Regions from separate parts of the Mus musculus genome. Here region 1 is linked to region 2. The links are chromatin loops, found by intact Hi-C in ENCODE. Cell type or tissue: heart. All regions are shown on one strand. Each heading gives the region's core, and the rest is flanking DNA. Links, peaks and the distances in the headings are about the cores only. Region 1 overlaps Gm39394 (a long non-coding RNA gene). Region 2 has its middle 18 kb from the start of Gm33662.

Evidence for each region. Hi-C counts contacts between places; a loop is a spot of excess contacts. Peaks named below come from ENCODE experiments on the same cell type or tissue, not always from the same donor. Only the 100,000 strongest peaks of a DNase experiment are listed, where the experiment ranks them.
Region 1: it touches region 2 in a loop (5-fold over the local background); 3 of 42 quality-filtered maps call a loop at or near these places.

What each region holds. Positions count from the first base shown.
Region 1 is chr11:102,132,413-102,144,055 of GRCm38, forward strand. Gm39394 (a long non-coding RNA gene) reads left to right here. Exons shown (of 3, transcript XR_880225.3): 3 at 1,745-2,181. It overlaps Gm11586 (a long non-coding RNA gene), which reads right to left. Exons shown (of 3, transcript XR_880227.3): 3 at 9,707-10,940. Among named protein-coding and RNA genes, the nearest start is that of Nags, 7.3 kb to the right of the region's middle. In heart, for the core only: CTCF peaks have their summits at 6,190 (motif pointing left) and 8,283 (motif pointing left); a DNase peak (open chromatin) is centred at 6,009; H3K4me3 peaks cover 386 bases; H3K27me3 peaks cover 2,454 bases.
Region 2 is chr11:101,914,431-101,926,073 of GRCm38, forward strand. No RefSeq gene overlaps it. Among named protein-coding and RNA genes, the nearest start is that of Gm33662, 18 kb to the right of the region's middle. In heart, for the core only: CTCF peaks have their summits at 2,545 (motif pointing left) and 5,381 (motif pointing right); DNase peaks (open chromatin) are centred at 5,381 and 7,391; H3K27ac peaks cover 1,132 bases; H3K27me3 peaks cover 1,636 bases.

The DNA of each region.
Region 1 (11,643 bases), core at 1,813-9,812, 220 kb after region 2:
ATAAACAGGAAAAAAAACACAACAAAAAACAAAACAGTTAAAATGTACAAAAGTACCCAACCAGGTGCGCTGGCTTGCACCCTAACCCTGCTCCCCTTTGTACAAGTCACACTCTACCCACATGTGTACACACACACACACACACATACTCTACCGTTTCCATTCCAAATTGAGTAATTTCAATGATTAATTTCAGTATGTGATTGATTGATTGGTTGATTGATTGATTGATTGATTGAATGAATGATTTTGAGACGGGGTTTCTCTGTGTAGCCCTGGCTGTCCTGGAACTTGCTCTATAGACCAGGCCAGCCTTGAACTCAGAGATCTGCCTGCCTCTGCCTCCCGAGTGCTGGGATTAAAGCACGCAGACCTTTAACTTTTTTTATGATAAAGTTGCAAACACTTTAAGCTGAGTGGGGGCTACACACGCACAGTCAGGAGGTTTGGCCAGGAGGATTGGTGGTTCAGCATCAGCCTTGGCTGGGTTCATAGTGATTTTGAGGCCAATCTGGCCTACATGAGGTCTTGTCTTTACCTGAGACTTTAATGATGTCTGTGCCCGCTGAGGTGCAGTTGTGGTCTGTGGTGAGGGTGGCCTGCATGTCCTCTTTCAGCATCCCTCGGCTCACCATGGACTCAAGCCCCGAGGCTGCGAACTTCTTTTTTCCCATACTGTCTTAGAGTTTCTGTGGCTGAGAGAATGCACCATGACCAACTTGGGGAGGCAAGAGTTTGTTTTGCTTATATTTAACATCCCAGACATCACTGCAGGAAGTCAGGGCAGGAACTCAAATAGGGCAGGAACTGGATGCAGAGACCATGGAGGAAAGCTGCTTACTGGCTTGCTCAGTTTTATTTATTTATTTTTTCTAGACAGGGTTTCTCTGTGTAGCCCTGGCTGTCCTGGAACTCACTCTGTAGACCAGGTTGGCCTTGAACTCAGAAATCTGCCTGCCTCTGCCTCCCAAGTGCTAGGATTAAAAACATGCGCCACCACCGCTTGGACAGTTTGAATTCTTATTCTATTGTCCACTGCTTAGAACCCCACCACAGGTCCCACAGGGCAGTCATTAATCAGGAAAGTGCCCCCACTGCTCTGCCTGTAAGTCAGGGAGGCATTTTCTTTATGAAGATTCTTTTTATGATTTATTTATTTTCATTCCATATACATTGGTGTTTTGCCTGCATGCTTGTCTGTGTGAGGGGGTTAGACAACCTGGAACTGGGATTGCAGACAGTTGTGAGCTGCCATGTGGGTGCTCGGAATCAAACCTGGGTCCTTTGGAAGAGTAGCCCTCTCTCCAGCCCCTAAGATTCCCTCTTAAAATATATGTCTGGCCGGGCAGTGGTGGCACACACCTTTGATCCCAGCACTTGGGAGGCAGAGGCAGGCAGATTTCTGAGTTTGAGGTCAGCCTGGTCTACAGAGTGAGTTCCAGGACAGCCAGGGCTACACAGAGAAACCCTGTCTCGAAAAAAAAATAAAATAAAATAAAAATAAAAATAAAGGGTTTGTGTGAAGTTGAACAAAAAACAAAAACAAAAACCAACCCAACAAACAAAAAACCCAATCCAAAACAACAAACAAATGAATAAACAAATCCAGCACACATCCTTAAGTGTTGAATTTACATCATCCTCTGCCTCCGACTGTTTTTTAATGCCAGCTCATCATGTGTTTGCTGCAAACTCAGCTCATTTCAATGCGTTTTGCATTTAATCCCAACACCAATCTTTCCAGGCCCATGCAGAATGGAGCTCAAAGAGGAGAAGCGACCAACCCAAGATCCCACAACACAGAGAAGGCAATACTAGCTCGGGCTAGTGTAACCCAGCCTTGCAAAGCCAGGCCACCAAGAGGAAACCAGATGCCAGCACATCCCGCAGCCTTTGTCAGTGTGGGTCCTCTGGTGGTCAGCACAGAAATGGGTGGTCTGGCTGGCCCAGAGCCAGATCTCCAATGGACAATATTCCTGGATGGTAAAGTATGCACGGCTCTCACCTTTATCTTTTAATCACACCCAGAGTCCCCTGAGAGGAGCTTCCCCACCCCACTCCTCCTTTAATTACTCCTGGCTGTAATGAATGCCTGAGCCCCTGAGACCCAAGCTTCATCCTGAGCCTGTCTCCAGTCCTCCCCTCTCTTCTCCTTCCCTCCCTTCTCTCCCCTCCCCTCTCCCCTCCCCAGACTGGTTTATTTGGGTCCCATGCCTGCCCCTGTTCCTAAACCAGCTGCAGATTTCTGCCACAATGAACACCCTTGGGGAAATGAGGGGTGGGGGCATGGGGGCGGGGCGTGGGAGGGATGCAGGCTGAGACCAGATCGGAGAAGGCTTGGCCCAGCCCCAAGTTGTGTATCCAAGTCTCTATCCACCCTGGGGGATTGAGCAGGTCACTCTCAAGGACAGCTGCTCCTGCCTCAAACTGACTGAAACTCTTTTCCTCTCCCTAGGTGACTCAGATATAGGCCGGATTAGACCAGATTGAAAGTAGATAAAGGCCGTTTTATTAGGAGGTGCCTCTGGGGTGGGTTTACTGATCTCACGGGTGGAAGTAGGCAAGGTCACCCATCCAGGGTAAAGCAGGAGGGTTTTACAGAGCTTGTGCCAGCTAGGAGCTCGGATTGTGTCCATACATTGTCAAAAACTGAGCCCCTGGGCGGGCACTCTTGGGTGGGTTGCTGGAAATGGGGAGATGAGGATGAGGGAGATGGGGCATGAGCAGTGATGACGTGTTAGCCGGGAGTTTTCCCTGAGAGGTGCGGGAGTTTCTTCTGTGGAGGAGGATTGAGAGGAAGGCAGTCCCCCTTCCCCAAGCTTGTGAGGAGTTGAGGAGTAAGCAGGAGTTCCAGCCTAACACTGGCCAGACTTAGGTTCATGAGAAATCAACACAGACCACCCCCTCCCCACTGACTGCACTCAGCAGTCCCCATCAACATAGGCCACCTGTGTGCCCATCCCTGCTCCAGGACCTGTCACAAGACACTGTGTGCCCCCAGAGCCCACACAAGCAAACAACGCAATTTGATTTTTGTTGTTATGTTTTCGGTTTTTTATTCTTCAATTTATTTTGCAACTGGATCTCACTAAGTAGCCCAGCTAGCCTTCAATGTCTGATTCCCCTGCCTCAGCCTCCTGAATCCTGGAATTCGTACTGAGTAGCACCACCTGTAGTTGGAATTTTATTCTTCTGTGGATGAGTGTTTTTGCCTGCACGTGTGTCTGTGTGCCACGTGCCTGTCTGGTCTCTGACGAGATCAGAAAAAGCATCAGATCCCCTGGAATTGGAGTTGCAGATGTTTGTGAGACACCTGGTGGGTGCAGGGGAACCAAACTCAGGTCCTCTGCAAGAGCAGTGAGCGGTAAATACTCTTAACTTCTGAGCCATCTCCCCATCCCCATCCCCCGCCCCTCTACCTCCACTCTCCCTTTTACACTGCTGCCCCTGCCCCACTGCACCCCAACCCTTACACACAGATGCCTGTAGTTTAAATGGAGAGAGTGGATCTGAGAGAGAGTAACAGCTGGAGCTGTGGGGCATGGAAAAGGGGAAATGATTCATCTTCCTCTATCCCATGCTACTAAGGTCTTACAGCCGTGTGGTGTGTGTGTGTGTGTGAGAGAGAGACAGAGAGACAGAGACAGAGACAGAGAGACAGAGAGAGAGGGAGACAGAGAGACAGAGAGAGAGGGAGGGAGAGAGACAGAGAGACACAAAGAGAGAGAGAGGGAGGGAGAGAGACAGAGAGAGAGAGAGACAGAGAGACAGAGAAGGACAGAGAGAGATAGAGACAGAGAGAGAAAGAGAGAGACAAAGTCAGAGAGAGACAGAGAAAGAGAGAGACAAAGTCAGAGAGAGAGAGACAGAGACAGAGAGAGACAGAGAGAGAGACAGAGACGGAGAGAGCTTACAGCTTGTAGGAGTCAGTTTACCTTCCACTAGGCAGGCCCTGGAGGTCACTCTCAGGCTGCCAGGCTCAGCAACAGTCTTTACCCACTGAGCCATGTCACTAGCTCCAAGTAGTCAACTTTGAATCCTTCATGCTTCAAAGCCAATGCATTATTATTGGATCATCCATGCAATGACCTGCCCATCACCTAAAACAGTCCCAGGAAAGAGACAGGGTAAGGAGTGGGTACCCTACACCCCGCTCCTACATCAGTCAGGAGAGATGGGGCAGGATGATGACGAGCAGGCACTGTCCAAAACGGCCAGCCCTACTAATTCAGGTAGATTAAACGCCAGCTTGGTACCCAGCATGCCTGGAGACCCAGGTAGATTAGAGTCAGATGTGGGGCAGGACGGCTCAGCTGGTAAACACACAAGATGCCATGCCTGAGGACCTGAGTTTGATCCGCAAGATCCACTTGGAGGAAAGAGAGAGCTGACAAGCAAAGTTGTCTTCTGACTGCACAAGTTCTGTGGCATGCACGTGTGTGTGTGTGTGTGTGTGTGTGTGTGTGTGTGTGTGTGTGTGTGTGTAGAGGAAATTAATAGATGTAACAAAGTCTACTTTAACAGTTAAATGGAAAAATAAGTCAAACCATGGAAAAATAATAAGAAAAAAAATCCAGCTGTTTTGGGAAGAGATCTTGACAAGAGTCACAGGAGAAACCACAGAGAGAGGCTGAGGGCCTGGTGCACTAGAGGAAGAGCTGGAATTTGCTGCTGTCAGCCAGGCACGCCGAGCCTCTACTGATTCAGTTGTTCATGACCCTGAAAAAAAAAAGATGAAGATAATATCTGTTCATTTGTAGACAGAATCTCATGTAGTCCAGGCTAGCTCAAATTCAATACATAGTAAAGGGTGACCTTGAACTCCTGACCCTTCAGGTTTTACCGCCAAAAGCTCAGATTACATGGTTAGACCATAAAGCCCACCTAGTAAGACTCTTTTTCCTCTCATCCTTTGTTTTCAAGTTGTTTTTTAATTTGTTTATTTTTTTTCCTTCTTTCTTTTTTTCTTTTTGATTTTTTGTTTGTTTGTTTGTTTTGTTTTCCAGACAGGGTTTCTCTGTGTAGCCCTGGCTGTCCTAGAACTCATTCTGTAGACCAGGCTGGCCTGGAACTCACAGAGATCTGCATGACTCTGCTGTGGGATTAAAGGTGTGTAACACCATGCCTGGCCCTTATTTTTACTTTTTTTTTTTAAGGATTTATTTATTATTATAAATAAGTACACTGTAGCTGTTTTCAGATGCACCAGAAGAGGGCGTCAGATCTCATTATGGGTGGTTGTGAACCACCCTGTGGTTGCTGGGATTTGAACTCAGGTCCTTTGGAAGAGCAGTCAGTGCTCTTACCCATTGAGCCATCTCACCATCCCCTTTATTTTTACTTTTAATTACATTATCTATTTGTGTGCATCAGTGTATGCGCACGTCACAGAGTCCCTGTGGAGGTCAGAGAACATTTTGAGGAAGTCGGCTCTTTGCTTCCACTGTGCGTATTCTGGTCAGCCATTTGGCAGCAAGGGCTTCTACCCACTGAGCCATCTCACTGGCTTGAGATGATGTGGGGATTTTTGTTGCTCGTTGCTTGCTTGGTTTTAAAGTGCAGAAGAAGAAACTGAAGAGCGTTGCCAGGATGTGGCCAGCCCAAGCTACAGAGCAAGACCCTGTTTCAATTTTTAAGAAATTTCATGAAATAAAAAGAAGAACGTCGAAGGAAACAGATCAAATGCAATACATTTGTAGACTGTAAGTTTTGTTTAACCAAGTTTCAAGTTTTCCAGGAATTTTCCTAAATTACTTTTATAACAAAAATGTATTTTATTTTTAAAAAGTAAGTAACCCTATTGTAACCACCCCAGCGGCCCACCTTGGGTTTCTACACCATCTGCTCTCAAGCGCCAACTTCCCAAACTCCTGCAGTGGTTCTCCAAGTTGCTTTCAGGGCGCCCCATCCCCTGGCCACCACACCATACCCCACCGCAGCCCACTCCACACAAGTCATCACTCAGGTCCCCTTCTGGGCTAAGATCTGACATGGTGCCCAGAAAAATAATAAGGAGGGCTCCATCTTCTAGGCTCTGACTCCTAATACAGGCGGGGTGGCAAGCTCGAGCACTAGTGGCCCGGGGTCCCGCCAGCCCCCCTTGAGGGTTCCCTCCGCGGATTCAGCACTGCGCTCCTGAACGAGAAAGCGCCACGTCCTCGGACGGAGCTGCGAGTCGGCGTCCCCCTCTGGTGGCCACTACTTGTAACTACATGTAATACATTTAGTGCGTTCTCAAGTAGCAGACACTGAATATTCATTTTAAGGACATGGTCATAAACCCTGACACTCCGCAGGCCTTCCCTTCACACGTTCATTTCCCACAGAAACTTCCGAAACACCCACTAATTGACCATCTGTAACATTGTAACACAGAGACATACATGAATTTACCCACAGGAGCTAACTGTGTTGAACAAGAGACATTGTCTCAAAAATAAGGTAGAAGGTGAGAACCAATATCCAAGGTTATCCTGACCCCACACAAATGCCACAGCACTAATGTGCCCAAACTCGTACATATAACACACACAGCCAAACACACCCCACATTTCAGCCATGACTTATAGCTTCTTTAGGAGTTCCAAGCCTACGGTTGTTCGAGGCCCTTCCCCTATCCTGGCTCTCTGGCTTCCCCGGCCCTCTGGAAGTCACTAGTGGGTGAATTCAAGGGCTCTTCTCAGTCACTGGGGTATTCACACTGTGGACTGTTCCTGCTTGAGATGTTCCAACCATGAATTCTGAGTGATCCTGGGGTAACTCTGGCATACTTCCAACTCCTGGTCTACCACGGGCTCATGTTTCTACAGTCCCTCGTGGCAGCTGATACCCACTCTAGGGACACATTAAATGTGTATCCTCTGTTACATGAAGTGAGCTTCAACTGTCAAACCCCAGGGACCTTTCCAGATAGATCCGCTCTCTTAAATGGCAGGCCTCATTTCCGACCACCTTCTAGAAAACACCTCACCAACATGTGTCTGAATCCAGCCTCCTAGGGACTCTTTAATGATAATGCCTGCTTCAAGGAATCAGTGGGAAGACTGGTATTGCACAGGACTGAATTGATACTGTGCTTGCCCAGCAAACCTGAAATACTGTGGCCCTCGTCCCTAGTACCCCATGCTGAAGCTAGGTGCAATACACTTTACAACCTTTTTTATTTTTTATTTTTTGGTAGGGCGTGTTCAAGACAGGGTTTCGGGGGGAAGGGGGTGCTGGAGAGATGGCTCAGCGGTTAAGACCACTGGCTGCTCTTCCAGAGGTCCTGAGTTCGATTCCCAGAAACCACATGGTGGCTCACAACCACCTGTAATGTGATCTAATGCCCACTTCTGGTGTGTCTGAAGACAGAGTTCTCATATAAATAAAATAAGTCTTTAATTAAACAGGGTTTCTCTGTGTAGCCCTGGCTATCTTGGAACTCACTGGGTAGACCAGGCTGGCCTCATACTCATTGAGAGCCGCCTGCCTCTGCCTCATAAGTTCGGGGATTAAAGGCTTGTGCCACCAATGCTCAGCACACCGAGTCTTAGCCTTTGGCAGGTGAAGGCAGGAGGTAAGAAGTAAGATGGTTCAGTGACTAAAGGCACTCACCACCAAGCTAAAGACCTGAGTTGGAGCCCCAGGATTAGCAGGGTAGAAGGAGCTGACTCCAGGCTGGGCTTGTGTGTGCACAACCTGACTGTGTGTGCTATGGTACTCATGGGCATGCATGCACAAACACATAACAAGTACAGAAATATAAAAGAAGCAAACATGGCTACACTGGATTCCATGAGACTCTGTCAAATAAAAGAAGCAAAGGGAATGCCGGGCGCGGTGGCGCACGCCTTTAATCCCAGCACTTGGGAGGCAGGGGCAGGTGGATTTCTGAGTTCGAGGCCAGCCTGGTCTACAGAGTGAGTTCCAGGACAGCCAGGGCTACACAGAGGAAAACAAAAAATAAAAAACAAAAAGCAAAACAAAACAGAAGCAAAGGGAAAAAGAAAGAAACAAAACAAATAAGAAACGAAAAGAAAGCAAACACCTGGCAAATGTTTCAAATAGTGCCCAGGGGAGTTCCCTACTGTTTTCCAGACAACAGATTTTTCTTAAGTTCCCAGATCCTCAGATTCTCTCCTTCCTCTTTCCACCCCCATCCTCATCTTTCTCATCTTCTTCTTCCCACCCTCCTTCTAACCATCAAAAAGTCTCAAAACTGAAGGTCAGTGCCACTTCTGATAATCTATCATTCCACAAAACCCCAGGGTAATAGGGGAAAACAACGCATTTAGCACCCCCTGCTGGAATACAGCGGTAGAACACTTGGAAGTGAAATTGATTAAACCGTTCTTTGCATGTGTGTATGAGAGGCCTTGAGGAAGTTTATGTGTGCCTTGGACATGCAGAAGCCTGCACAGTATGCGCTTTTAGCGGCTGTCCTGTCTCTCCAGTCCCCTGGCACTGGCATTCTTTTTTTTTTTTAGATTTATTTTTTATTTGTTTACTTTTGTGTATGAGTGCTCAGCTACATGCACAGAAGAGGGCATCAGATCCCATTACAGATGATTGTGAGCCACCATGTGGTTGCTGGGAATTGAACTCAGGACCTCTGGAAGAACAGCCAGTGCTCTTAACCACTGAGCCGTTTCTCCAACCCCCGAAACTGAAATTCTTAAGTCCAAAAGCTCATTTGGTTTTTCACTGCTCATGTGTTAGGTATTTGCGTTCAGAATTTACATGAATATTTTACCAGCACTTGTGAAGCTTAAGCAGGAGTATCAAACACCTCAAAACAAGCAAACAAACAAACAAGCAAACACTTCAAAACAGCCTGGGATACACATCAACACCCTGCCTCCAAAAAAATGTTTTTTATATATTTATGGCTTGGAGGAAAACTACACTTAGAAAAAAAATGAAACCTGTGTGTATCAGTGTCTCCATCCATAATATACACAAAAGCGTTTGTTTTGTTTTGTTTCGTTTTTTTCTAATTTGAAAGTATGCCAGGAGCTAGAGAGATGGCTCGCTGGTAAAGAGCACTGGCTGCTCTTCCAGAGGACCCGGGTTCAATTCAGCACCTACGTGGCAGCTCACAGCTGTCTGTGACTCCAGTTTCAGGGGATCTGACGCTCTCACACAGACATGCATGCAGGCAAAACACCAATGCACATTTAAAGATTTATTTATTTATTTATTTATTTATTTATTTAAGGTATATGAGTACACTGTAGCTGTACAGATGGTTGTAAGCCTTCATGCGGTTGTTGGGAATTGTATTTAAGACCTCTGCTCACTCTGGTTGGCCCCGCTCGCTCAAGCCCAAAGATTTACTTATTATTATAAATAAGCACACTGTTGCTGTCTTCAGAAAAACCAGAAGAGGGCATCAGATCTCATTATGGGTGGTTGTGAGCCACCATGTGGTTGCTGGGATTTGAACTCAGGACCTTCGGTAGAGTAGTCAGTGCTCTTATCAGTTGAGCCATCTAGCCAGTCCCCCAATGTACATTTAAAGATTTATTTATTTATTTATGTATTTATTTATTTATTTATTATATGTAAGTACACTGTAGCTGTCTTCAGACACTCCAGAAGAGGGCATCAGATCTTGTTACAGATGGTTGTGAGCCACCATGTGGTTGCTGGGATTTGAACTCTGGACCTTCAGAAGAGGAATCGGGTGCTCTTACCAACTGAGCCATCTCACCAGCCCCCCAATGTACATTTTAAAAAGAAATTAAGATACAGAAGCTCTTTAGAGATGGCTCAGTTAGCAAAATGCTTGTTGCAGTATTAAGGGAATCTGAGTTTGGAACACGGTGGAGGTGCATGCCTAAAATCCCAGCATGGGGGTAGGGGTGAAGACACTAAGATCCTAGGATGGGGGGGGTGGGGGGATGGGGGGAATGGCACTGAGACTGTGTCTCAGAAACAATCAAAATAATAGGAAAGGATAAGGAGTGGGGAGAGAAGGAGAGCCGCCACTCTTAGGGCTGAGGAGTCCGCCATGGGAGGCTTTTGCTTTGTTGGAAGGTCAAGTCGCTGTTCATATATATTGTATTCATGTAGAGGCTGGCCTTCCGTAAGTAGGAAGCAGCTGGGACCCAGTGGCCCCAGGTCCATGAGCTTGGTGTTAATCATTCACTCGGGTATACCTGGGTCCCATTGGCTGCCTGGGGACACAGCCCTCTAGGTGGGAGCCCAGCCAGTATCTGTCAGGGATAATGGGGTTACATTGATGACACTTCCTGAACTGAACGGGTAGGTGGACACTCAGGAATCCCCTAGTCCGAGGAAGGGGGCAGCAGCCCTGTCTCCAGGGACCTCCAGTCTGGGACAAAGATGAAGGGCACTAGATCAGGAAGAGGAAGAGATGTTTGGAAGGGAGAGCTCTCAGATGCAGAACAGCCAGGAGGGAAGGGCAGCTTATTGAAGGCTGGAGACCCTGAAGTCAGGGAGGAGTTTTAGGGTGAAAGTTATAGCTCAAGGGATAGGCCCAGCTCCTCCGGGGACCTTGAGAAGTGTATGTGACAGGGGCGCAGTGGCTGGGTGTACAGAGGAAAGAGAAAAACGGCTCTAGGGGGTCCACATCATGAATGTGTGCATGCATGCTGCATGCCTGTGTGTGTGTGTGTGTGTGTGTGTGTGTGTGTGTGTGTGTGTGTGTGTGTGAACACAGGTGCCAGTGCCACACACAGACCTGACCAGCCTTACAGCACTGCCTGTCTAGTTTTCTAAGTTGGAGAATGGAAATACCAATGAGGAAAGACCCAAAGGTCAGACTCTCCTCCCACTCCAGACTCCCGGGCCAGTATGTGTGGGTGTGTTGAAGGGACAGTTTCCAGGAAAGGGTCAACACACTCACCCAGCAGCCTCTGGATTTTTTTTTCCTTCATGGCTACGACCCAGAATCTCTCACATATACCACAGGACTGCACCCCCAGTCCAGCATCCTGGAAATAATACAGAATTCTCAGGTGGCCACTGTGCCTCTTTTAGGTGGTACCCTGGGGGGCCTGGCCTGAGGGGTCGGGGGGGGGGGATCCACACTAAGAGGTAGGTGTGGTGACACATGCCTGTACTCCCTGAACTCAAGATGCTGAGGTGAGTTCCAAGACAGCCTGGTCTATAAAGCAAGGCACCTTTTCAAAACAGGCAGAAGATCAGCGAGACAACAAAACCATTAGGGAAGATATGATACAATGGCTGGTGTCTGAGCTGTGTGACCTTGGCTGAGTCACCTTCCCGTTACAATGACAGAATCCCATTTCCTCCTCTATAACAACAGGGGCCTGGACTGGATAGAGGGTATCCAGGGCAGGACAGGATTAACAGGGAGCAGATGGGGGGAGGTTCACAGGCACACGCCGCCCTGAGCATCCCTGCTGATGAACCAAGGATCCTCTGCTCCTATCTAGTTCTGGGTCTCAAGATCCTGGGCTGCAAATGGGGTGATTGGTACAACACCTCCCCTGGGGTCACCTTGAGGATGACGGAAAGGGGTTTCACAGAGCCCAGCATTCTATCTGGGACATGTCACCTAGTATCCTCCATCTGGAATGTAATAGGTTTGTTTTTGTTCTCTTCTTATTCTTAAGCATTTTTTTTTTCTGTCTCTGGCAAGTAACAGAAGCCTTCAATCACAAGCCTCATAGG
Region 2 (11,643 bases), core at 1,280-9,279:
TGAGACTCCAGGTTCTGGGGCACACTTGAGGAGGTTGATGGGAGAGATGGGTCTAGGAGTTTGTGCTTGGAACTGCCGAGTGGCCTAGGCATGCCCAATGGCCAGACAGACATCAAGAAGCCCTACCCCTTCCTGAGTATTATCACTATCCCCTGGTAGACAGGTAGGGGACTCTAGGCTTCCGTGCTCTGGTCTGGATGAGCCTCCTGAAGCCAGGAATAGCCTGGGCTAACCCTAAAGAGAAAGGTCCTTCTTTAGCCCTAAGTATAGACAAGCTAGATCTGCCAGTTTTGGCTTTCTATGACTCAGTTTCCCTCCTGAGCACTCTATTTATTTCTTACTACTGCAGTAACAGACGACCACAGTTTAAAGCAACAAATCTCGCAACTCTAGAGGTGGCTGGATCTACAGGCAGGGTAGTGAGCGATAGTCTGCCTTCCTGACTTCAGGGAAGAGCCTGTCTCCTGCCTCCTCCAACCTCCCTTCTTGGCTTGGGGCCCTACACCGTGCTCATTGGTGATGGTCTCTGAACTGTCTTCCCTTTGACTCCCCTTGTCCGCTCTATGATCTCTTTGATCATCTTGAGTAATCTCTCCTAATAGCCATAGTTTTGAGACAAAGCTTTACTATGAGCTCAAGCCGGCCCAGAACTCAAAAAAAAAAAAACAAAAAAAAAAAACAAAAACAAAACAAAAAAAAAAACCTCCTGCTTCAGCTTCCTGAGTGCTGGGATTACAGATGTGCTCTCTCACACCTGGCCTGGCTTGTCTCTCTCATCATTAACGCACACCAAGAAGGTATCTTTTAAGATATCAGACTCACCTTAAGGCGATTAGTCACTTAGCTTGTGGACATCTTTTGGGGGGGTGTCTTTGTCTCACATCAACCTTAGCCATTCATGGTCTTAAGTAGGGTTCACCCCCCTCTCCGAGCCTTGGCTTCCCTAGCTGTGAGATTAGGCTTGCTCCTCTGGTCTCTGAGTTTCTTCGTGGGAGGGCATCTCGGGGTAGTGGAGAAGTTTTAATCCTATCTTAGCCAAGTGGCGCGGGTTCCCTGTGTATGTGGAGTGTGTATTTAATCTTCTATATTTTGGATGAGTTCCTAATCCAATAAATGCTTAGGAAATTTCTATAGAACAGATTAATTTTTACTAGAAAAAAATATAATTGGCTGATGTTAAGGCTACTGCCCTGACAGATCCTGCCTTGGCTATCTATCTGAGAAAGCGAGAGGCCTCATAAATATGCCATCTTCCCCTGGGCCCTGAGAGCACTCCTCAGGGGCTCCTGCCGTGATTTATTCTTCATTAATAAGCTCTATGCTGTATTAGGATCAGATTTACGACTCTGCCTCACTAATATTTCTGACATTTCATCTGAAAAGAATTCCAAACGAAATCGTGAGACATTACCACGTCTTCCCTGCTAGCGTTCCAATACTGCACACCTAAGGTTGCTGCTGGGATGAGGTGGCCCGAGAAAGAGAGATGAAGGGTGCTTCAGCTTGACTTTGGGGGGCCTGACTAGGTCTGCAAGCAGCTCAATAGGCGAGAAGCTTGGGTAGAAGACGGAAAAACAGAAGCAGAGGAGAGATGGTGTCAATCAACCAGCCATGTTGATTAGTGTCTGACCTGGGTACCAGAACCATCCATCCATCCATCCATCCATCCATCCATCCATCCATCCATCCATTCATCTGTTCATTCATTCCTTCCACAAGGTCTATGACTAGTACATGTCACTTGATGCTTGGGATGCAGCAAAGAACAAGGATGAAGATCTCAGCCTCTCTCTATCTGTCTCTGTCTCTGTCTGTCTGTCTGTCTGTCTGTCTCTCTCTCTCTCTCTCTCTCTGTGTGTGTGTGTGAGAGAGAGAGAGAGAGAGAGAGAGAGAGAGAGAGAAGAGAGAGAGGAGACAGAGATACTTGGGCAGAGGGAACAAGGTGACAGAATAGAGCATGAAAATCACAAAGAAAGAAAATAGGCTGTTCAAGCGTGCAGAGGGCTAGATTCAAACCAATGCACAACGAGCCGGTGTGATGACACACACCTGCCATCCCAGCACTGTGGAGGCTGAGACAGGAGGATTAGTGTGAGTTCAAGACTGGCTTGGGTGACATAGTGAGCTCCCCAAAAGGAAGGCAAAGTGTGGTGTTGCAGGCTCAGTGCTTGGGAAGGGGAGAGAAAAGGGTCAGGAGTTCAAGGTCATCTCCAGCTAGATAGCAAGTTCCAAACCAGCCTGGGCTATGTGAGAGTCTGTCTCCAAAATCACAAAACACAACCCAAACAACACAATAAACTCCACAGTAAATAGAACCAAATGTGCTGGTGGGCAAGAAGACTGGGGTACGGCTTCGACTCCTCCAAGCAGGGCACTGCCATGTCCCCTTCATAGATATGATGGAAACTAAGCCATATGGTGACCCAAAGGGTCCCACTGGCCAGCTTGCAAAATGCTACTTCAGCCAGTGGTCTCTGTTTTCCCCCTGGTTGCATACCACACTCACTGAGGGACCTTCAAAATACTGTCCCCTGGGTCCCCCTGCTGGAAGGTCTGTGTCCGCTGGTCTGGATGCAACCTTAGACTCAGACTTGGGTTCTTGGGGTTCACCAGGGATTCTGAGGCCAGGTTCAGGTATGAAAGGCATTAGCATTGTGTGTGGACCCAGCAGGTTCCCTCTAGCTTCCATTTTCAGTGTGTGACTTTCAGAGGGGAGCTTAAGCCAGGCAGCTCATCTGGAGACTCTGCACCTGAGTTCCATGGAGGGTTTCAGTCCCCTCTACTCCCAGCTGGTCATCCTGACCCCAGAGCAGCTCAGATCCTCCTCCTCCTCCTCCTCCTCCTCCTCCTCCTCCTCCTCCTCCTCCTCCTTCTCCTCCTCCTCCTCCTCCCCCTCCTCCTCTTCTTCCTCCTTCCCTTGGTTTGGTCTTTTCAAGACAGGGTTTCTCTGTGTAGTCCTGGCTGTCCTGGAACTTGCTCGGTAGACCAGGCTGGCATCAAACTCAGAGATCTGCCTGTCTTTGCTTCCTGGGTGCTGGGATTAAAGTTGTGAGCCACCACAACAGGCTGAGGGGGACCTCTAATACCACCACAGCTCACCAGTAGCCAAAGCAAATCGCAGGCTTCTGAATGCCGCCTAGTCTGTGACTTAGAGCGTTCAACTACAGTAGAAGCAGCGTCCACCGCACCCCACCCCTGACACTGAGTATGCAAAGGGGCGAAGTGGGGCTAGACGAAGGATGAACTGTTTGTCCTGCGAGACCCGATGGACATAGGGAAGATCCTGGAGCTGACACAGTTACTGTGTAGTGAAAAGTGTTGCCTGGAGATCACAGTAGCCAAAGTGATCCCGTTCTCAAATTTAAAAGCTAATTTCATCTTGTTTATTTGTTCTGTGGGCATATATGGAAGAGCATGGGAGTATATGGATATGTGGGTGCTACACATACACGTGAAGGTCTTGGTTCTCTGTTCCCGCTATGCATGCCATCAGGATTAGAAGCAGGCACACCATTACCCTCTGAGCCACCATGCCCACCAATGGTGTCTTCTCACTCAGTGCCAAGGGAGGCAGGAGGCAGGAGGCAGGAGGCAGGAGGCAGGAGGCAGGAGGCAGGAGGCAGGAGGCAGGAGGCAGGAGGCAGGAGGCAGGAGGCAGGAGGCAGGAGGCAGGAGGCAGGAGGCAGGAGGCAGGAGGCAGGAGGCAGGAGGCAGGAGGCTAGTTGACCACTCTCATTCTGCTCACAATGGAGCTACATGGAGAGATAGCAGCACTGACTTACTCCATCCCTACCCAGAGAGGGGTGAGTGAAGAATAAAGACAGGAAGGGAGGCAGGGAGAGGCTACCTACAGAAGCCCAGAGAGGCTTCCTGGAAGAGGAGGAAGGCAAGGTTAAGGGAATGAGCTCTGAAACAGGGTTTGGGAGTGTTATGAAAGAATGCAAGTAGGGAATGTGGGAGAGGCCACAGGAGGGCTGATTCCAAGCGAAGGTGGGCTCTGACACCAGACTCAGGCAGGCATTTGGATTCGAGGTGTAGCTTTCTGTCTTAGTTAGGGTTTCATTGCTGTGAAGAGACACCATGACCAAGATAACTCTTATAAAGGAACACATTTAACTGGGGCTGGCTTACAGTTTCAGAGGTTCAGTCCATTATCCCCATGACAGGAAGCATGGCAGCGGGCAGGCAGACGTGGTACTAGAGGAGCCATGAGTTCTACCTCTTGATCCAAAGGCAGCAGAAATGGGGGACTGAGTTCCACACTGGTTGGAGCTTGAGCATAGGAGAGAGAACTCAGAGCCTGTCCCTACAGTGACACATGTCATCTAACAAGGCCACACTTACCCCAACAAGACCATACCTCCTAGTAGCACCACTCCCTGTGAGCTGGGAGGTGGTCACTGGCAGACACAGATGTCCCTGTCTGATTACTTGGGACTGGAGCCCAAGCCTCACTCAGACTCATTCGTTCACAGAGCTCATAGATGTTTCTGGAAGACTGGGAAGAGTGGATAAGGTCAAGAATGGGGAAGGCACTGGACAACTCAGATACTGTGTTGTGGTTGCTACTCAGAAGTTGTGGAGCAAAAGTGAGAGAGGCCAGGAGGTGGCCATGGCATGACAACCAGACCTACCAGATACCAGTGTGGTGAACCAGGAGAAAGGATGACTCAGGGAGAAATGACAGGATTAGGAGAATGAATGGAAGCAGTGTGTGAATCCCACTTTGCAGAGCTGGGAACTAAAGTCCAAAGAATTTGTGTGACCTAGGTGGCGCTGAGATGTATCCCTTGTCTACTTGGATCTCAGCCCACTTTCCTGCCACACTGCCCCCTCTTCCAAATGGGCTTTGGTCTCTCACTGGGTTGGACACCTAAAAATGGAGTCCTTGGCGCTCCTCAATGCAGGACTCTCCTCCTCAGCACTGCCATTTTAGACCAAATAATTCTCACCATGTGCATATGCATCTTGGTGGGCACCACATCTCTCTTTCCACGAGAGTCCTGGGTATCGAATGCAGGTCAGCAGTAAGAACCATGTTGTTGGTACCCAGATTTCTTTCATAAATAATTCCTGAAGAATGTGTTCTGTCATCTGTCTGGAAAGGCCTAGTAGTTTAGATGGGTGGTACTAGGGAGCGCTGAGCAAAATTCCAGTACCCTTCTGTTCTATCCGTGGGGTTCTCTGGCTGTGGCTTGGGTCTAAAAACACAGACCTCCAATGTCTTTGAGGTCCTGATTCTCTGTACTGGGGGTCAGGCCTGGTACCTGCACGTGCTAATGCCTGACACACAATATAGACAGTATCCAAGTTATATCCAAGTTATAGTCAAGATTTCTCCATCCTCCCTAAGAATTAATTCCACCATGCAGTTCCACATGTGTCCGCCAGGTGGCGATGGTCAACCATAGTTCTCACAAAGCAACCCTAAAGAGGGCTATGTGCCTTCTGTGGTAGTGGAATGTTCTAGAGAGCCAGTATTTTGCATCCTGGCTCCGTGTCGTGCATAGACTTCACACCAATGTGATTATCCCTCACTCTTTGTTGCTCTCTGTCGCCAAGCCTTTCAGCAGCCCAAAGCTGGGAGCTACCAACTAAATCAGTACTAAAGTACTGGTTACTACTGTGTCTGGAATCACTGAATTATCAGCACTGAAAGGGACTTTAGAAGGTTGGGCATTGTAAGTCTTAAACTAAAAACAAATAAACAAACAAAACAAAACAAAAAAAATGGTATGATCTTGGACAAGCTCTCTAACCTCTCTGCCTCAATGTCTTTGTCTAAAGTGGGATAAAAATGTCTTGCTTATGCAGTTGTTAAAGAGAACGTGCCTATAACAGATGTTTGCTACAAACTTGTGTCACTATTTAGTTTTACACAAGGGCAAGCAGAGGCTGGGCAAGGGCAAGTGGCTTGCCCAAGTCACACACACAGGGAGAGACTGCTGGATGAGAGCCTCATTTCCTGTTCCCTGACCCTCACCCTTCCACAGTGTGTGTGTGTGTGTGTGTGTGTGTGTGTGTGTGTGTGTGTGCACAAATGTTTGTGTGTGAGAGTGAGCATTTGTGTGGCGTCCAGAAGTCAACTTCAGGTGTTGTTCCTCAGAAGCCGTTAATCTTGGGTTGTTTGTTTGTTTGTTTGTTGTGTGTGTATGTGTATTTGAATGTGTGTGAGAGCATGCATATAAGTGTGAGGTCAGAGGACTTCAGATGTCCATCCTTGTCTCCCGTCTTGTCTCTCTTCTTTACCCTGAGATACCTCCATTCCCCACCCCGCTTCAGGAGTGGCCTCTGAGTCCACACTCGGTAGTCAGGCCAGTACAACACCTCTGTGCACTGAGCCATCCCCTCAGCCTCTGCCTTGATTTTGAGATGGGAGTGTTCACTGGGACCTGATCTCACTAGTTAGGCTCAGCTGACTGGCCAGTGAACCCCAGGAATCTACCATGTCGTCCAGGCAAGCATTTGTTGGCTGAAACTATGTCTCAGCCCTTCTCCTGTTCAATGTTCTAGTCTTGGTTTTGTTCCCGTATAAGGGAAAATCAAAATTCTAGAAGACAAGGACAAATGGCTTTTACTGCAGTGAGCTCTCCCTGAGGGCAGGAAGAGCCTACTGCTGGCCTGGCCTCAGAGGTCCTAATGAGAGCCTTTCACTGGCTCTGGGGGTGAGGGTAAAGGTCTACCCTGAGCCATGGTCTTTGCCTCTAGGCAGCCAGATGGGGTCAGGCTGGAACATCAGAAGAGCAGCTAGTCCAGCGTCAGCCCTCAGGGGGACCAGAGAGAGCCATGAGATGAGATACCACACAGGGAGCAGCTCTGCAGAGGAAGTCAGGGCTCTAACACTTCACTCCAAGCTGGCTGGCCAGGATGGGGCCGACTCAGCACTCTGTTCTGTTTCTAGATGCTATTGGGGTTTTGAGACATCTCTCCCTCATTTGTAAATAAAAGGAATTAAATGGCATTATTTGGGATGTTCTTCTGGCTCCCAGGATCCCTGTGTGTTGCTGTCAGCTTTGGCCAAGAGCATCGGCGAAAAGGCCAGCATGGGAGGCAACCACAGCACAGTGAAGGGAGGATAATATTTACCTCCCATGTTCACATTCATCGAGGCGTCTTGGCACGGGTGCCCTCATGGGGACTCTGGCCCAAACAGGGAGCCTCAGCTGTCCTCTGAAACAGATCTGCCACTTGCACCCTGCCCCACCCCGCCACCCCCACCCCGAGCCTGGTCTCATTTGTTGTCTTCATTTTTAGACACATTCCAAACTTTTCAGCAAATTACAATGTTTGCCAACTGGCCGTCTGGGGCTCAGGAGAGACTATTTATAGAGCATTGGGATGCTGCCATCCTAGAGAGGCCTGGTAAGAAACTGGGCGAGTGCTGTGCCCAGAAGTGGTATCATGTGGCCTGGGGGAGAATGAGGCTCCAGGAGCAGGGAGCCAAGCTGGATCTACGGTCCGGGGAACATCAGGAGCCACCTCTTGCTGCCTCCAGGCCCCCAGGATGCGTCAGTACAAGCTCAGTTAAGGTCCAGACTCATAAGGGGATCAGCTCTTGGTTGTGGGGCTACTGCCCCATCTTGGTTGATTCATTTTCCCCTCACATGTTCCTTGGAGGGTCAAGTCACCATGGCCAGCCTTGATTTTCCCCATCTGTACAGTGGGTGGATGTAAGTTCCACATGTCTCTAGCCATGTGTATGAGGCCTCAGTCATGTCTACCGTGCAGCAGATACATAATAAATGTTGTCTTCCCATCCTGCTCAGGGATGGGCACTGTGGCATCCAAGGGGAAAGAAGAAATACATACGGTCTCTCTTCTCCAGATACTCTGTCCCAGGCTGAGACCCAGCATGCAGGTGAGGCATGTCCCAGGGATAGCACAGGCTACCCACAAACTATTCGACATGCTGCCGGGTACAAACACTAGAGCACCTGAAGGTCCCCTGTGGCTTCCTAAGGGACAAATGTGCCATGCCCCTCCACTCAAGAAAATGGCACACACCAGGAATGCCAAGAGTCTTGTGCAAGGTCACACAGACGCAGGAAAAGGGCGGGCTTCCTGACCAGAATGGCTTGCCATTCTGACTGGCTCTCTCAGACCTCACAACTGTGGGTCTGTCCCCTGCCTCACCATCCACTAAGATTTCTCTTCTCGGCACATGCTTTTAATCCCAGCCCTTGGGAGGCCGAGGAAGGTGGATTTTTGAGTTCGAGGCCAGCCTGGTCTACAGAGTGAGTTTCAGGACAGCCAAGGCTAACCCTGTCTCAAAGAGACAAAACAATCACCAACAATAGCAACCTTCCTCTCAACTGGAAAAATGGCTTAATCAATAAAGGCACTTTCTATGGAAGCCTGAGGTAACCTGAGCTCGCTCTGTGGAACCACAGTGGGAGGAGATGTTGGTTTCTAACCTCTACTGCAGTACACACACACACACACACACACACACACACACACACACGGACAAACAACAACAAAAACCTAGAGGCTCTCCAGGGCTCTACTGTCCTTATCCCAACAGGTCCTGCTGGGGAACTGAGGCCACCTCAGCAGACAAGGGACAGAAGCCTCTGTCTTACTTTATGTCATTTTTCTTTGTGGCTTGGTTCTCTGTATTTTCCATGAGCAGTGGGAATTGCCTTTTTCAATAAAAGGGGAATTTTAAATGCTTAATTAGTATTTTTATTTAGTCACTTAAAAAAAAGATTTATTTATTTACTTATTTATTATATTTGAGTACGCTGTCACTGACTTCAGACACTCCAGAAGAGGGCGTCAGATCTCATTACAGATGTTTGTGAGCCATCATGTGGTTGCTAGGAATTGAACTCGGGACCTTCAGAAGAGCAGTCAGTACTCTTAACCACTGAGCCATCTCTCCAGCCCCTATTTAGTCACTTTTTATCATTAAAAAGAAATCCCCTTTGGCTGGGGATACGACTCAGTTGACAGGAGTCTTCAGTGGAGAGCATGAGGTGTGTGTGAGGCTCAGGGTTTGATCCCCAACGCCAGACTCAAAGTGATAAAACACACACCTGCAGTCCCAGCACTGAGCAAGTGCAGACCAGAGCATTAGAAGGTCCAGGTCATCTTAGCTACTTATAGAGTTCAAAGCTCCGAGGCCAGCCTGAGCTACATAAGACCCTATCTCAAAGACAAGACAAAACAGAAGCACAAAGAAGATATTCAAGTCACAGAGTCCTAAGTGGCCCAGCCTTGAGGGTGGGGCAGGGATTGAGACAAAGAGAGGGTAAAGGGACTACCCAGGGGACTTTAGGGACTATACCTCTGTCCCTTAGCACCCTGGACAGGGCTTTGCACATAGCCTGCCCTGTTTCTTTTTATTTATTATTTCAGTCAAGGTCTCACTTTGTAGCTCTAGCTGGCTGGAACTCAGAGATCTGGTTCTCTCTGCCCCACTGGGGGTTGATATTAAAGGCATGTGCCATTATACCCAGCCCTCATTATTTTATTGTTTGGAACAGGTCTTGCTATATAGCCTAGGTTAGCTTTGAACTCAAGATCCTCTTGCATCTGCCTCCCAAATATGGGGAGACTACAGATGTGTACCATTAAGTCCTGAAGTAAAGAACTCTAGATGGAAAGGCTCCACTTTAGCAGAGACAGAATGAAGCAAAGACGTAAGGATAGGGTAGAAACAGGGCCCCGGTCGGCAGGAGTGAGAGTCTGCAGGAGTTGGGAAGAGGTAGCTAGTACCTGCAGCAGAGGGCCTTCAGAAGCAGCCAAGGACAAAGTGTCAGGGCTCTGAGCCCAGCGCGGGCACCCAAGGAGGGGCTGGGAGAACAGAGCCAGTGCTCAGGGAGGCTCCGAGCAGGTCAGATGAGTGGAGGTACAGCTGGGGTGTCAGGGAGGTGGTGGGGAGTCCAGACAATTCCCAGAGGCAGGGGAGGGAAAGCAGGAAATGAATGAGAACTGAAAGAAAGGCCCTAGTCTGTGAGCCTGAATGTGGCTAACGTGGCGCTCTGGAACCAGATCCCAAACCTGGGAGCTTCGGTCAAATCTTTTCTCACATACTCTGGCTCTTTCCTCTGGCAGCAATGGGTTCTTCTAAGAAAGTTCCAAGTGCTTCCCACGGGATCAATCGATGTGCGAGTTACCTTTACGCCGCCCCCTGCTGGCTCCTGCTCTGCTCTGCACCCCCCCCCCGCGCACCCCCCCCCCCTTTGCTTCCACAGGATCTTTGCACTGGCTGTCTCCCCTGCCGGAAATGCCCTGCGGAAAATAACCAGGATAAAGGTATGACTCAGTTCCTGACTTCCGGATCTATGCTTCCGGGGAGGGGCTCAGCCTTATCGAGCTGTTCTATCTGCAGCCACACTCATTGGAATCTTTGCCCTTCCCGGACTCCCCCCGGGCTGTCACCTGCCAACAGCATGCACTTCTGATCAGTCAGCTAGTTGAGACTAAAACAATGCTGTGTAACAACCACCCCGATGCTCAAAGGCCCCAAACACCAAGCGTTCATCGGCTTTTCACCGTGGCAAGTCAGTGGATTGTGTAGGAATAGGCAGTTCCAGGCTGGGTCTGGGTTTGGGTTCTAGTCTTGAAGCTCCACATCCTGTTTGGACCAGCTGGCCCCTGGCTTCTTAAGGGAACTGGTGGGCATCTCCAAGCCAAGGTTTAGGGGGCAGGATTAGGGAGACCATCACATACGACTAACATCCTACGTAGACCACACTATCTCTCACTGCCATGTTTAGTACAGATAGCCCGCGTGGATTCCACACTGAAGTGGAGAAGAGGAGAGGAGAGGGTACAAGAACCTTCCCGAAGAATAAGAGCAGTACCATCCCCCCAATAGAACACAAATGCCACGGATGGACTGTACCCCAACTTTATTCCCCTCACCTAAAAGAAAAGAGTTTTTGATTTACCATAAGGTGCAATTACCAGTCGCCAAGTGCACCTGCGAACTATCCAGTCACCATACTATAACAAAGATTTTCCTTTCCTTCCAACTCCCCTGCATCCATCTTTCCATCTCGAACTCTGGCAAAATATGGGGGACTGTCTCCCTCGCTCCCTTGAGATCTCAAGCTCAAACACTTCATGTCACCCTGCCCACCTGTACTCCCAGCCCCCGGACGCCCCTCCCCCAGCGGCAGCAACTAGGGGTCTTGGGGGGTCAAACTTGCCCTTGCTTTGCAACCTGACCACTGTGTTTCACTGCCCCTACCTAGCATGGGGTTTTAACCAACTGCAGGGCTTTATTACAGGCGCCAGGGGTGACAATTACTTAGAGCCCTGGCTATTGGTCTGGCTAGGCTACACTGGAAAAGAAATACGTGACTCTGTAGTGTAGCATTAGCCAGTCGGGGAGAGTTGCAAAGGACTCAGCCTTGAGTGACTTGGTGGGGTGAGGAAAGTTGTGACTCTTGCAATTTACAAGTGAAGAGGTTCCGGAAATGGTGAGCTGTGGTCCGTTGCACACACCTGCACACGGGGAGAAGCTATGGCCTTGGGGCAGAATGTTAGCAAGAATCTAGGAGACAGGATTGCTGGGGCTTATATTCCTGCAACTTTCCCCCTACAATTGTAACTTCTAAATAAGTTTAAACCCAAACTACAGCTCCAGAAATGGCTCAGTGAACAAAGTGTACGGGCTGGCGCTGGGATTCT